Linked DNA regions of Homo sapiens: region 1 is linked to region 2. Evidence: chromatin contacts called from ENCODE Hi-C or POLR2A ChIA-PET data. All regions are on one chromosome and are shown on one strand. Each heading gives the region's core, a stretch centred on a gene start or an enhancer-like site at or near the end of the contact. The rest is flanking DNA. Distances are from core to core; before and after follow the strand shown. Region 1 holds the start of SP3 (Sp3 transcription factor). Region 2 has its middle 130 kb from the start of DLX2-DT.

Evidence for each region. Hi-C counts contacts between places; a loop is a spot of excess contacts on that map. ChIA-PET counts read pairs that join two places held with the same protein, here RNA polymerase II (POLR2A). Pooled maps may share reads with other maps.
Region 1: a loop to region 2 is called in a map of naive thymus-derived CD4-positive, alpha-beta T cell, with 19 times the contacts of the local background. The contact joins the promoter of SP3 here to the enhancer-like site in region 2. A Hi-C loop is called at or near these places in 1 of 168 maps with a recorded cell type or tissue (naive thymus-derived CD4-positive, alpha-beta T cell) and 3 of 50 pooled maps. POLR2A ChIA-PET finds 5 or more read pairs at or near these places in 1 of 52 experiments (common myeloid progenitor, CD34-positive).

The regions. Positions count from the first base shown.
Region 1 is chr2:173,960,862-173,966,866 of GRCh38, forward strand. It overlaps SP3 (Sp3 transcription factor), which reads right to left and starts at 4,512. Exons shown (of 7, transcript NM_003111.5): 1 at 4,304-4,512; 2 at 3,544-3,692; 3 at 2,900-3,022. The coding sequence starts at 4,310. RefSeq lists enhancers at 2,203-3,026, 3,027-3,849 and silencers at 2,710-2,959, 3,090-3,579, 3,910-4,189, 4,690-4,759.
Region 2 is chr2:172,229,721-172,235,461 of GRCh38, forward strand. No RefSeq gene overlaps it. Among named protein-coding and RNA genes, the nearest start is that of DLX2-DT, 130 kb to the left of the region's middle. RefSeq lists a silencer at 5,261-5,555. Within about 2 kb of position 4,356, at least 6 of the 41 ENCODE cell types and tissues checked have a DNase peak (open chromatin) inside an H3K27ac peak, as active enhancers do.

The DNA of each region.
Region 1 (6,005 bases), core at 3,262-5,761, 1.7 Mb after region 2:
GTTACTCGGGAGGCTGAGGCAGGAGAATGCTGTGAACCCAGGAAGCAGAGCCTGCAGTGAGCCGAGATCGCGCCACTGCACTCCAGTCTGGGCGACAGAGTGAGACTCTGTCTCAAAAAAATAAAAATAAAAATAAAAGTCACTTATTTTATTCCACTAAAGTAAAAATGAAGTAAATTAATAATCCACAAGTTCACATAAATGCAAACTGGTCAAAGTTAATACTTGCACAAAGGTCTACTTTTTTCTATTTCCTGGTTTACTACTAAAATTAGCCACAACTTAAGTACAAAGGAGCGTTGCTATAAAACCATCTTTCAGAGTCCATGTTGTACGACATTATATACGAGACTGCTTTATGACTAGACTTCTTCAGCAATGTACTGTGGGTAACCAAACACCCTTGGCTAGGATCCTCTTTTATGACAAATTCCAAATTCAAAATCCAAATATTAAAAGCAATCTTCAGCACAGTTGATTGGCTTTTCAAGGCCCTTTTAATCTCAAAATACCAAGCTAAACTGGCATAAAGTTCATCTGTATGTGTATATTTCCACTTGTTTAAACACAACAATATATATGCAATGTGGAATCCTGGACTGGATCCCAGAAGAGAAAATGGACATTAGTGGAAAAGCTGGTGAAACGCAAACAAAGTCTGGTTAGTAATGTCATACCAATGTTCATGTCTTAATTTGGACAAATGTATCATCATTATCCTAACATTAGGGGAAGCTGGATGAAGGGTATGAGATTACTCAGTTCTGTATTTCCAACTTTTCTATAAATTTAAAATTATTCCAAAATACAATTATTTAAAAACACAGCTATAACCTCTCATAATTCCCAGTCATTTGAGTAATAAAAGATTATCTAAGCCCATGAACTCATGTGAATTTCCTTTTCTAAGATGTGCTGAAAAGATGTCTTAAGTTCATATTTGCACTGGAAAAATAAATTTTTAGCAAATTTTCTATTTGCTAAGGCAAATACACACAAGCCAGTCTTACCAATTTTACTCAAAGTGAAAAATCTTGGGTGCAGGTACCAGACATCATAAATATATGGTTTGGGTTTTTTTTTTTTTTTTTTTTTTTTTAGGCAAAACTATTTTCATTTTACTATGATTGGCAAATTATGATGTATTTGATTGATAAATCTCAGATTTATCAGATTGATTCTAGTTCGTCTTCATGTGGCAGAATATGTGTTGTCAGGAGTGATTTGGTAATTCAGAAAAGCAGCTGAAGAAGCATGGAAACTTCCCTACAAGTATATGGCCACAGCTGGCTAAGGTTGGAGACAGTATTCTATCCTTGGGCCTCAGACTCACATATGTATGTACATACACATATTATTCACCCATATTTCCTTCCTTCTCCCCTCCCCCATCTGTAAACTGATATCTAAACTTTACAAATTACAGTTACAAGAAAAGTTTTGTTCCATTTGAAATACAAAAAAGATCAGGAGAAGCAATCTGCTTTTTAATTTTACTTATGCAGTAGTTTTTTAAGATACAGTCAATTTGTTTTGGCACTTTGGAACTAGAGGGATACAGTTCATAAAAAAATCTACCAACTCTCAGCGAAGCTGAAATGAGGTGAACAGAAGGCGTACCAATCCATAAATGTATTTAAAAATAACAAAGCCTAATATAATTTTACATTTTTACATGTTAATCTGCTTATGAAAAAACAAGACATTAAAACTATTCACATCCCCTATAACGAAGCACTAAAATTACAAATTATTTACCAGTAATAGCTTAACATTGGTTTAACTTAAAAAAAAAAAATACCTGGACATACTAAGCATTTGTTGTAGACTATACCAAATACCAAACTTCTGTCTTCAGTGACTATTGAAAGTATCACTCCACAAATCAATTCCTATGATCCACCACACACACACACTCAAATGAGGGTTTTCATTATTTTAATAGGTGAACAAATCTACACAACAGTGATGACCCAAATGTAAAATTCACAATTAACAGTCTAAAAACTGTTCCTATCCTATTGGTATTAACCCCTCATATAACACAGGCGAGCTCCTCCCCTTGCCCAGACACTGAAAACACTACAGAAAGAATCCCACCATATCTTACCTGACTAGCAGTCGTAATAAAATGAAAACATACTTTTGCCAACCAAATTCAGCTATAAGTATTGTACTACTAGTATGCACGTAAATACAATTCCTTACACATACTTTTCTAACACTGTTATATTCAGTTTCAAAATCTAAAGTACTATCTAAGCAACTTGCTGATTTCAAAGGCTGCTAAATGTTTCATTTACCCCCCTTACAAAAAAAAAGTCACTGCAAATTTTAGTAGTCTGCAAAAACTAAAATTCAACGATTTTGAATGGTCAACTAAAAAAGCAGTCTTCACTCCTGCATACAAAAGGGTAATTCAAAGAATAAACCCTCATTTTTTTTAATAATGTATGATTTAAAGCAGTAAGATCCTGTAACGTCCAACAGAAAATGCTCCAGGTTCAAAAATAATAAAAACTAAAGACATTGCCTCTAGTTGATACTATCTATGGCCGATAGGCTGTGCTTGAAAATTTTGTAGTGTTAAGCGAAGGAGTTTTCAGCACTGATATGAATTGCTCAAACATCCATTTTGGAGTCCTCTACCCCCGCCCTCTCAGACTTCATTTTGTGAAGATTTTGCGCGAGGTGCTGCAGTGACAATTTCGAGAAAGCCTGGGCTGGCTTCAGATCCAAACCGGGATGCGAAAGAGCAGGAAAGGGCGCCCTGGAGCCCAGCGGCCCGTGCGGGTCGGGGGAAGCGCGGGCGCCGGGGAGGCCTTTTGGGCAGGCGCGCCACGGGTCCGGGATGGCGGGCGCCCGGCCTCGGCGGGGGCGGGCCGCGCGCGGGACTTACCGCTCCGGCGGCGGCGGGGGCCCCGGCTGCGGCGGCCGCCTCCTCCTCGTCGTCGCCCGGCGATGGCGGCCCTATCTTGCTGCAGGTAGCGGCCAGCAGAGCGAGCGGTGACGGCTGAGTGTCCTACCCCCAATGGGCGGGTTCAGAGAGGGAGACAGGGGGAGGGGGTGGCGGTTAGGGTCGGGCCGCCTTTCGCACAGGAAGTACGACTCGGTCCCCGCCGACTGCGCCCGGGCAAGCGCCAGCCCGCGCTCTCCTCCTCCTCCTCCTCCTCCTCCTGGTCCCGCCGCCAGCCCACGCCTGGCGTCCCCCGCTCCAAGCACCCCGGCTCCCCGGTCCGCGGGCAGGCGGGCGGCGGGCTGCGCGCCGGGCCTCCGCCTTCCGCCCGGAACCCACCCCCGGGAGGGCACGCTGGGGCCCACACTCACACGCGCACAAAAAGGCGGCAGGCGGGCGAGGCGGGGCGGCGCGGGCGGGGTCGGAGCGTTGGCGCCTCGGGCGGGCAGCTCCCGGGGCGGGGGGAGGGGAGTGGAGGGGAGGGGAGAGACGAGGAGGGAGGGGTGAGGCGAGGAGGGAGGGGAGAGGCGAGGGGAGGAGAAAGCGGCGCGAGGGGGGAGCCGGGCCGGGGTTCAGCCGCTCCTCACCTGGGCCGCCGCTGCCGCCGCCACCGCACCGTTTCCGTGCTGTTGCTGCTGCTGCAGATACTCGCCGTGGCCGCCGCCGCCGCCACCGCCGCCGCCGCTATCCACGTCCAAGGCAGCCATTTCCTCTTGTTTCACGGGCTTTTCGGGAGCTGCAGGCACAGCGCGGGGGGGTGGGGGTGGGGAGGAAGGCGGGTGGCGGAGAGGGAGGGGGCCCGCGGGCCGAAGCGAAATTACTCCCAAAGCCCGGACCCAGGCCCCTTCCCCTCCCCCACCCGCCCCCCGGCGGCGGCGGCGGCGGCGGCTCCCTCCTCCCCTCCTGCTGCTGCCCCCGCCCGCCGCTGCCTGTAACCCTCCTCCTCCTCCTCTTTCCCTCCTCCTCCTCCTCCCCGCGCTGCCCCTGCCCCCTCTCCTCTCCTCCCCTTTCCCTTCGCGCCGCTCGCTCTCACTCGCGCTCGCTCCTCTCGCACCGTCAGTCACTCACACACGCCCGCCCGCGCCCGCACACAGGGGGATGCGCTCCCGGCGGACCGGGCCGCCCGCCCCGGGGCCTGGCGGGGAGACGGCGTTGCTGGGGCTTCGGGGGTGGACGGTGGCTGGCGGGGAGGGGAGGGAGGCGCAGGGGAGTGCAGCTTTCTGCCTCTCACAGACACTCGGTCGCACACACGGGGCCGAGACCGGCGGCAGCGGCCCCGGGCTGGCTGTGGTCGGCGGCAGCGGCGGCGGCGGCAGCAGCAAGGGTTGCTCTCTCGGCTTTACGTACCGGTCATAGTGTGTTTAGGGCACCTCAGGCGGGGCTCCCCGCCGCCTTACACATGGTGAGGAGCGAAGGCGGCGGCGGCGGGAGAGGATGCGGGAAGCGGCGGCGGACACGGCCGGAGCGGTCCGGGGATTTTTTTTTCCTATTTTGATTGACTGTGCGGGAAACACAAAAGGTGGAGCCTCCAGCCCAAAAGGGGGGAAGAGGGTGACAGCCCGCCCGGAACTCCCGCCCCTCTTCTTGGCTCTCATTCGCCGCCGTGCTCTTTGTCGGCTGTGCTCATTGGTCCAGGCGCCTGTCCGTCGGTCTGCCAGGCGGCGCGCTTCCTGTTTGCCCCCGGGTGGAAGGGGAGAGACAATGAGCGGCCGTGGCAGCGTAGGTTTTCGAGAGCGGCTACGGCTCGCCGGTTACCCCGCTGTGCCCGCCTCCCTCGCCGGCTGCCGCTGCCAGGCCCGAGGCGCAGGCCTCCTCCACCTTGCAGGCGCTCGGAGCAGGCCTAGCCAAGCTGTAGGGGAGCTGAGCTGGGGAGGAAATTCGTCCCCGGTGACTCCTGCTCCACTGGACGCTTCCTCCATCCCGGCAGCAGTCTTGGCCGGATCTCCCCAGGGCCTCGCGCTCTTGGAGCCGCCGCTTCCCTGCGCTGCCAGGAGGCCACCGCTGCTCAGCCCCGGGGCTGCTGCTGCGGCCGCTGCCGCTACTGAGCAAACCAGACCCGCCCCACGAGCCCGGGGGGAGGGAGCTGGTATTAGGGGAGACACCCCCTCCGAGGCTGGAGGAGGATTTTTCTCTCTCACATCCAGCTTCCTGATTCAGTCACAGCCATCTCGCTCCCAGCCCCCTTAGCCCCAGTTTTCCAACCGGTCTCCCACTTTCACGTACCCTGAAGGCAGGCATTTAAAGCAAAAAAGAAATCTCAAGTCACCTCACATACGGAAGGAGAGTTTTAATTTTGGCCAGTGGCACCAAAACGGGCACTTAAAAGTATATTTCATTTTACTTGTGGTATGTGTATGTATTCAGTGGGGCAGAATTCTGTGTTTTAAAAAATCGGTCACATAACCATTTTGCTGCACAAACGTATTATTCCCGGCCTCTTTATCCTCTTGGTACCAAGTCAGATATCTCCTGAAATAAGCCCATCAACCACTGCCAACGTTTTTTAAAGTCGTGAACCGGTGAACTACCTTTTTTCCCCCATTGGAACATTTTTGTTGTATTTTAAAATCTTGTTTCTCTTACTGGATTAGGTTAACACTCCTTCCTTCTTTGGCATCCTTGGTATCTTGCTGTCATCCTGGGGGAAAATGCTCAGGTTTTAAGTGTGTGTTTTGCCAACTAAGAGACATCTCTCCCTGTTACCTTCAAGTATAGTTGCCAAGAAAGAAGTTAAATTCAAGAGGTGGAAACACTGTCCACAATACCTGTTTTTTAGAAATCTGGCTCAAGATTCAGTTTTCCCATTACTGTGATTATTATATTTTGTGTGATATGTGATGTGCTGGTGGATGAGGTTGTGAAGTCCAAGCACTTTAACCAGATTTTGTGTGTCCTAACTTAATAGGTAATCCATTTGTGAGATACTGAGTTTACATCCCAGTTCCAAAGCACTTAACCGCCTATGCTGACAGGATCAGAAACATTGTATGGTTACTTTGCTCTTAATTGTACAAAGATCAAATTTCCAGGGAATTAACCTAAAAACCAC
Region 2 (5,741 bases), core at 3,106-5,605:
AGTGTAACTGGGAGATTGAAGGATGTAGTGAGAAGGGAAACTCCATAGCCAGACAGACCTGGTTTCAAAGCCTGGGACCAGCACTTGCTGGTTGTTGGATCTTGGAACAAGGGCTCAGTTTTCTGGTCTCTGAAATGGGGTTGCTAGTGATGCTTACCTCACAAGGTTGTGCTGAGGGTTAAATGAGCTAGTATAGTCAAGGCTTTTACATAGTGTGTGTTATTCGGTACAAGCTGAATTAATGACAGTGCTTACTGCCTCATCAACATGTGAGTTCTAGGTACTCCATGTCACCTACATGCTCATGTTTGTCTTTTAAATCTTGCCACTTGCCCATTGAAATAGGATATCTTGCATGCCTCCTTTTTGACGGAGAGCTGGCTGGCTCTGAGGCTCCTTCTAGAAGGACTCTGGGGTTTCTTGGCACCATAATCAATGGCTGCACTTGATCTTATTGGCTGCAGCTCCAATATGGGGGTAGGGTTTTGGGTTCCTCATTATTTCATGACCTTCTACTCCAAACCTCTACATATCAACATTAAATATCAGTACATGCATCATGATTGCTCTGCAAAGCCAGCTTCAGACAAGCTCCTAAACCTCCAGTCAGACTGTGGCCCCAGGTCCCTGAGTAAAGATCTTGGGAGCCACCACTGGGCCAGATGAGAAGTACTTGAGAGACCCAGCATGACCAGCCTCTCCTGGCAGGAGCCCCCAAAGTCTCTGGAGCACAGACTGTGTAAGAACACAAATAAAACAAATACAGAAGCCATTCTGAATGTGTCAGCATTTACAAGAAAGGTACTGTTAATATTCTATAGATAGCTCTGTGGCTCATGGAATGTGTTGATGTATGTATTGCAATAAAGGAAGCATGGGTAGATTAAAGGGCAGATTTAATGGAATGGCTAGGCTTTTAGAAAGGACATTAAAAGAAAGTTCCAGTGAGATTTTCACATAATTGATTACACATGAGGATGGAGGAGGCTTGTTTAGTGGGCTGGTGCATAGGCTGTGGGCTGTAGAGGCCGAGGCTGCCCAGGAATTCAGGCCCTGGGAGAGGCAGTGCCGGTGCAGGTCCCTTGGCCTCATTGGCCTATTCCTTTACCTGGCGGCTGCATCCAGCCTTGCTGCTCGGCCTGCCGCTGCCCTCAGAGAGTCAGCTGGCTGGTGGGTTGGCTGACAGCAGTGTTGTGTGCTGAATTCCTTTCCAAGGAGGAGGAGGAGATGCCAGCTATTCCATACATCATCCTCTGCCACCTGCCAAGGAGGCGAGATACTGCTGGGGAGAAAACAGCTTTTACTCATTCCTTTGTATTTGGGCCTGAATACCAGCCAGAAGCAGTGGGGTTTGGTTAGTAAGTCTGTCGCAAATCATGCTAATGGAAGTGCTGTGTAGAACATCAGGGCTGGGGAGTGTGTGATTGTTGAAAATTTCAGGCAGGGTGTTATCCTCCCCAGTGTTCCACTTAAGGAGCTGCTCTGCTGCAATCACATCATTGTGGCTGGGTGTGAGCAGCCTGCTCTGACAGGAAAGGACAGGCAAGGTTCGGGGTGGGGAGCACTCGGAGGTCTGTGATGTGATTAGTGGAGGGTTAGCACGGACAAGCTGTTGGCCTGGTCTCTTGAGTAGTGAACCCAGATGGGAGAGACAGTTTGCCGAATGCACAAAGACAAAGGAGAGCAGGACAGTTACAAGTGCCACCCTCAAACTCCATCAGACGGTGCTAGGTGAGGTTTCCCTTGGACTTATACCATCTGACAAGTTGGCCAAATTAGACATCATACTCAAAGAAAGGGCCCACCATGTTCAGGGAGAAATCTTTCAGTCCTGGGGCATAGAGGTTTGCCATTGTCTTCCCTCTGCCTGACTTTGGTGCGTCCTGGCACTCAGCTTTCACGGTTGGCCCAGGTCTGAGTTTCATGTTGCTCCCATCTGTCCCTTTCACCTGGAGAACCTGTTATACTTCATGACCTGCTGACATCCTCCTCCAGTAGGTAATGTGTGGTGCTAGAGGCCCTTCATTTTACCAGTGATATCAGAGGTGTACTGGAGGCAGAAGAGTCGCCCACAGCAGAATGGCTCATGGTGAAACCTGCAGAGGTTATCTGAATGAGTCCTTCCTGGTTTACATGAGCTATCTTTAGGAAAGCAGGGGCTTCCATTTTTCCACTAACATTGCCCAAATGCCTCTCCTTTCCCACCTTGTCCCAAACACACACCTGCACCCCTCCTTGGCTCCCTTCTTCTCTCCCTAGGTGACTAGATTAGTAAATCTGAGTTAAATACACTTGAAGGGGCCTTGGTGTTTTTTAAGCCGTGGTGCTGAACCAGCTTCTCCTGCTGCCTGCCCTCCTGAGTCATTGCCTGGCCTAGTTGCCAGTAAGAGTTGGGAGGAGGGAAAGGTGACTAATAACAAGCATGGGGGAATCTTTAGCCTGGAGAGCGATTTTCCTGCTTTCTTTACACCAAGTCATTGTGTGGAAGGAATGCGTGTGTGTGTGTGTGTGTGTGTGTGTGTGTGTGTGTGTGTGCATGCTGGGGCCTTTTCCAAAAGCAAGTGCTTTCTCAGCATCACCTGGGGCCCTTGCCACAGGAGGATGTTCTGAGGTCATGCTCTTTTCCTTCTTGTTGTCAGACTCGAGTCCAACATTAGCTTTGTTATTCCGGCCAGATGAGGAAGGAGACCATTTGGAAGTCATTTTTCACCATGTTCTTGGGCTTACTAATCCGATCACCTTTCTTGTCAGATCAAAGGTGATTGTTAAGTGTACTAAATTCTTCACACAGGACTTTTGCCCTTTTTTCAAATTTCTGTTTCTCCAAAACTGTAAAAATGAGCATAGATGCTTTCAAAATGAAAGTCCCTCCACAAATAACCCTAATGGAAAGGGAAACAACATCCTTCGGTACACTTCTTGCTTTCTGGGCCCTCAGAGAAGGGATCGGTCTGGGAGAAAGGGATTGTGTATCCAAACTGGACACCTCCAGCCAGCCAGAAAAGAGGATCTGTGCCTTTATTTATACTGTATTTACACAGCTCGGTGACCATTGAAGAAGTCTGTTTAATGAAATGCTGGAGTCGTTTTTAGATGGGCCTGTTGGAATCATTATGAGTAAACACGTGTAGAGATTTATTTTCCTTCTCCCAGAGGTCTCTTGGAGGTCCCTGAAGATAAATATTTGCATGGTTTCCAGTTTATACTTCCCCAGCCTAATGTGGTGCTGAGGCAAGTGGTTTGCCTCCTTTCACTGAGCTTGTTAACATGCACAGGACCCCTGTCCTCCCAGGGCGGGCTGTGACATTCTAACCCTGCCTCAGAGACAGTGCCTGGGTGGGCAGCCACTTGACCAACCTAAAGGCTAGTGCAGGCGTGGGCTTGTTGCTGTTCCAAGCAACCACACGCGGTAGTTGGTGGAGTGGACCAGCTTGAATCTAATGGTTTACCTTGCGTTCATGAAGCCAGGTCCTGCGTGAATCTGCATGGCTGCCCCAGTGTTATGGAATGTGGGGGCAGTGGACATAATTCTCAAGTGTCCTGAGAAATGCAGATCTCTGGAATTCTCAGTGTTCTCTTTGGGAAGCTGATTTACACTTGCTTTTCAATTGTTTTCCCTTCAGACCCTTAATCCAAAACAAACCAGGAGATGTTACCAAAGACATGGTTTAAACAATTTTTTTGATTGGTCTTTGTCTCCTTTCTTGGTTTAAAGTGAGGGGACAAGGAATTGCAGGGTGTTTCATGTTTATACTATATGCATTTTATTTAACTACAAGTTAGGAAAGTAGACCCAAGGTTACCCCATAAAAGACATGACTGGTTATTTGAGAGTATGTTATTAGCATAAAATGGGGTGAGGAAGAGGTCTGGGACTGTTCGATTTATTTTGTGGCTCCCTACTGGAGCACAGCAGAGGTCTTAGAAATTGATGTCAATAAATTTCAGAAATATTTTCATCTCAGAGTCAAAATGTTCTTTACCATAAGGTAGTGATAGTATTTAACCTAAGAAATACAATATGCTCATGTCTAATCTTCAGTTGGGTACACAAATTCATGGAGAGGCTTAAGGAAGACTGAAGTCACCTTTCATTCAGGGATTTGGGAAAAGGTTATGGCAGCTTTAATTCAGCATTATAGATATGTCAATCTAACTATGTATTGCCCCTGAAAGCATGGCTACTGCATCCTGCAAGATTTTGCAGCTGACCTTTTTAGGTTGTTGTTGGACATCCAGGGCTGAATGCTGTCATGAAATTCTGCTCCTTGGTAGCTCACCATCCACCGTAAGCTCACCATCCACTGTATGTGAATTGTCCCTAAGTGAGAAAACAGACTGCAGCAGGCCAGTGAACTTTTTGAGAAACTGGCAGACCAGCAGACATTCTGGCGCCAGCAGGACACCAGTGGGAACTGAAGGTCTTTGTACCAGGAATAAAACAGTGCTTCTTCCTTGAAGGAGAGGGAGCCTTGGCACTTGGAAAACCCTTGGTAGGAATTGGGTAGTGAAGCTTGAGGGAAGGGCCTGGAGACTGGTGAGTAGCTCTATGTGTAACCGGGGAGAGGAATTTCTTCTCCTGGGTGAAACAAGGGATGTAGGGGTGAGAAGGGAGTGGGGACAGTAGCTGAAAGTGTCAGTCAAGAGGTGTCCTCTCTGGGTGGAAACCCTCTCGTTTTCAGTGAAATCTCTCAGGAACTGCTTCATGGCAGCAGATTTTGAGAACCAGTGAAAGGGCTGCATTTTGCATTAGGGTCGGTGGGGGAACTAAAAGAATCACAGGCAGATGCAGGGCCTGGGAATTGGCACGATTCAGGGGTAGGGGAGTGAGGAGGAGTTTCGGACATTCCTAGACTGCAGAATTGGTGGATTCAAGACAATTTCACCCAGATCTTACAGGGCAGAGATCCACACCTGTGGGTCATGTGTTTGAAACAAGGTCCACAAGCAACCCCGTGGGTCCATTCTGTTTTCCCCGAAGAATACTGAATGGGATGGGAGGTTCCTGGGGAGCGTGCTTTGACCCTGGGACAGCGCACGGGAGGAAGGCCCCGCACAGTCTGGCTGCCTGGGGGTCTTGTCGCCTGGGGGCGGCGGAGAGCGCCAAGGCAGCCAAAAGAAGCTTGTGTCGTGGAGCAGCGGCGGGCACGGGGGACACTGGGGGGAGCAGCGGCGGGCATCTGGAGGCATCGGGGGACAGCGGGGGACATTGAGGGGCAGTGAGGGCGGCCGAGTTGTCGGCGGTGGGCGGCGCCGGGGGAGCCGCGCTCGGGGACAGCTGGCGGCTCAACGGCAGCATCGGCAGCATCGAGAAAGGTGACGAGTTCTGCAAATAACAGCTGCGGAGCAATCGTTATGTTTGGACAACGTGGGAAGGGCCATTGTTCACAAATTGTTCTCTTCAACAACACCTGCATGCACAGATAATAATCCATTGTCGGTCTCCGGCTTCAAAGACAAAAGGCAGCCGCGGAGGGAGGAGTCAGCAGAGCCTGGAGATAACAGGACCACTTTGCAACCGGGGAGAGTGCAAACGAGGACTCCAAGTCGCGTCCCGGGTCTGCCGCGACGGTCGCTCACCGCAGGGGTCTCCTTCCTCTTCTGGCAGCGAGTGCGACCTCTTTTATCCTAGCAGGCCACCACCTTCGCGGCAACAAACATCATTTCCTATGCAGTTGCAAAGCATGCTCCCTTGCAATCAGCGATCAATACTGGCAAAGTGGCTCCAGGATAGGAAAGGT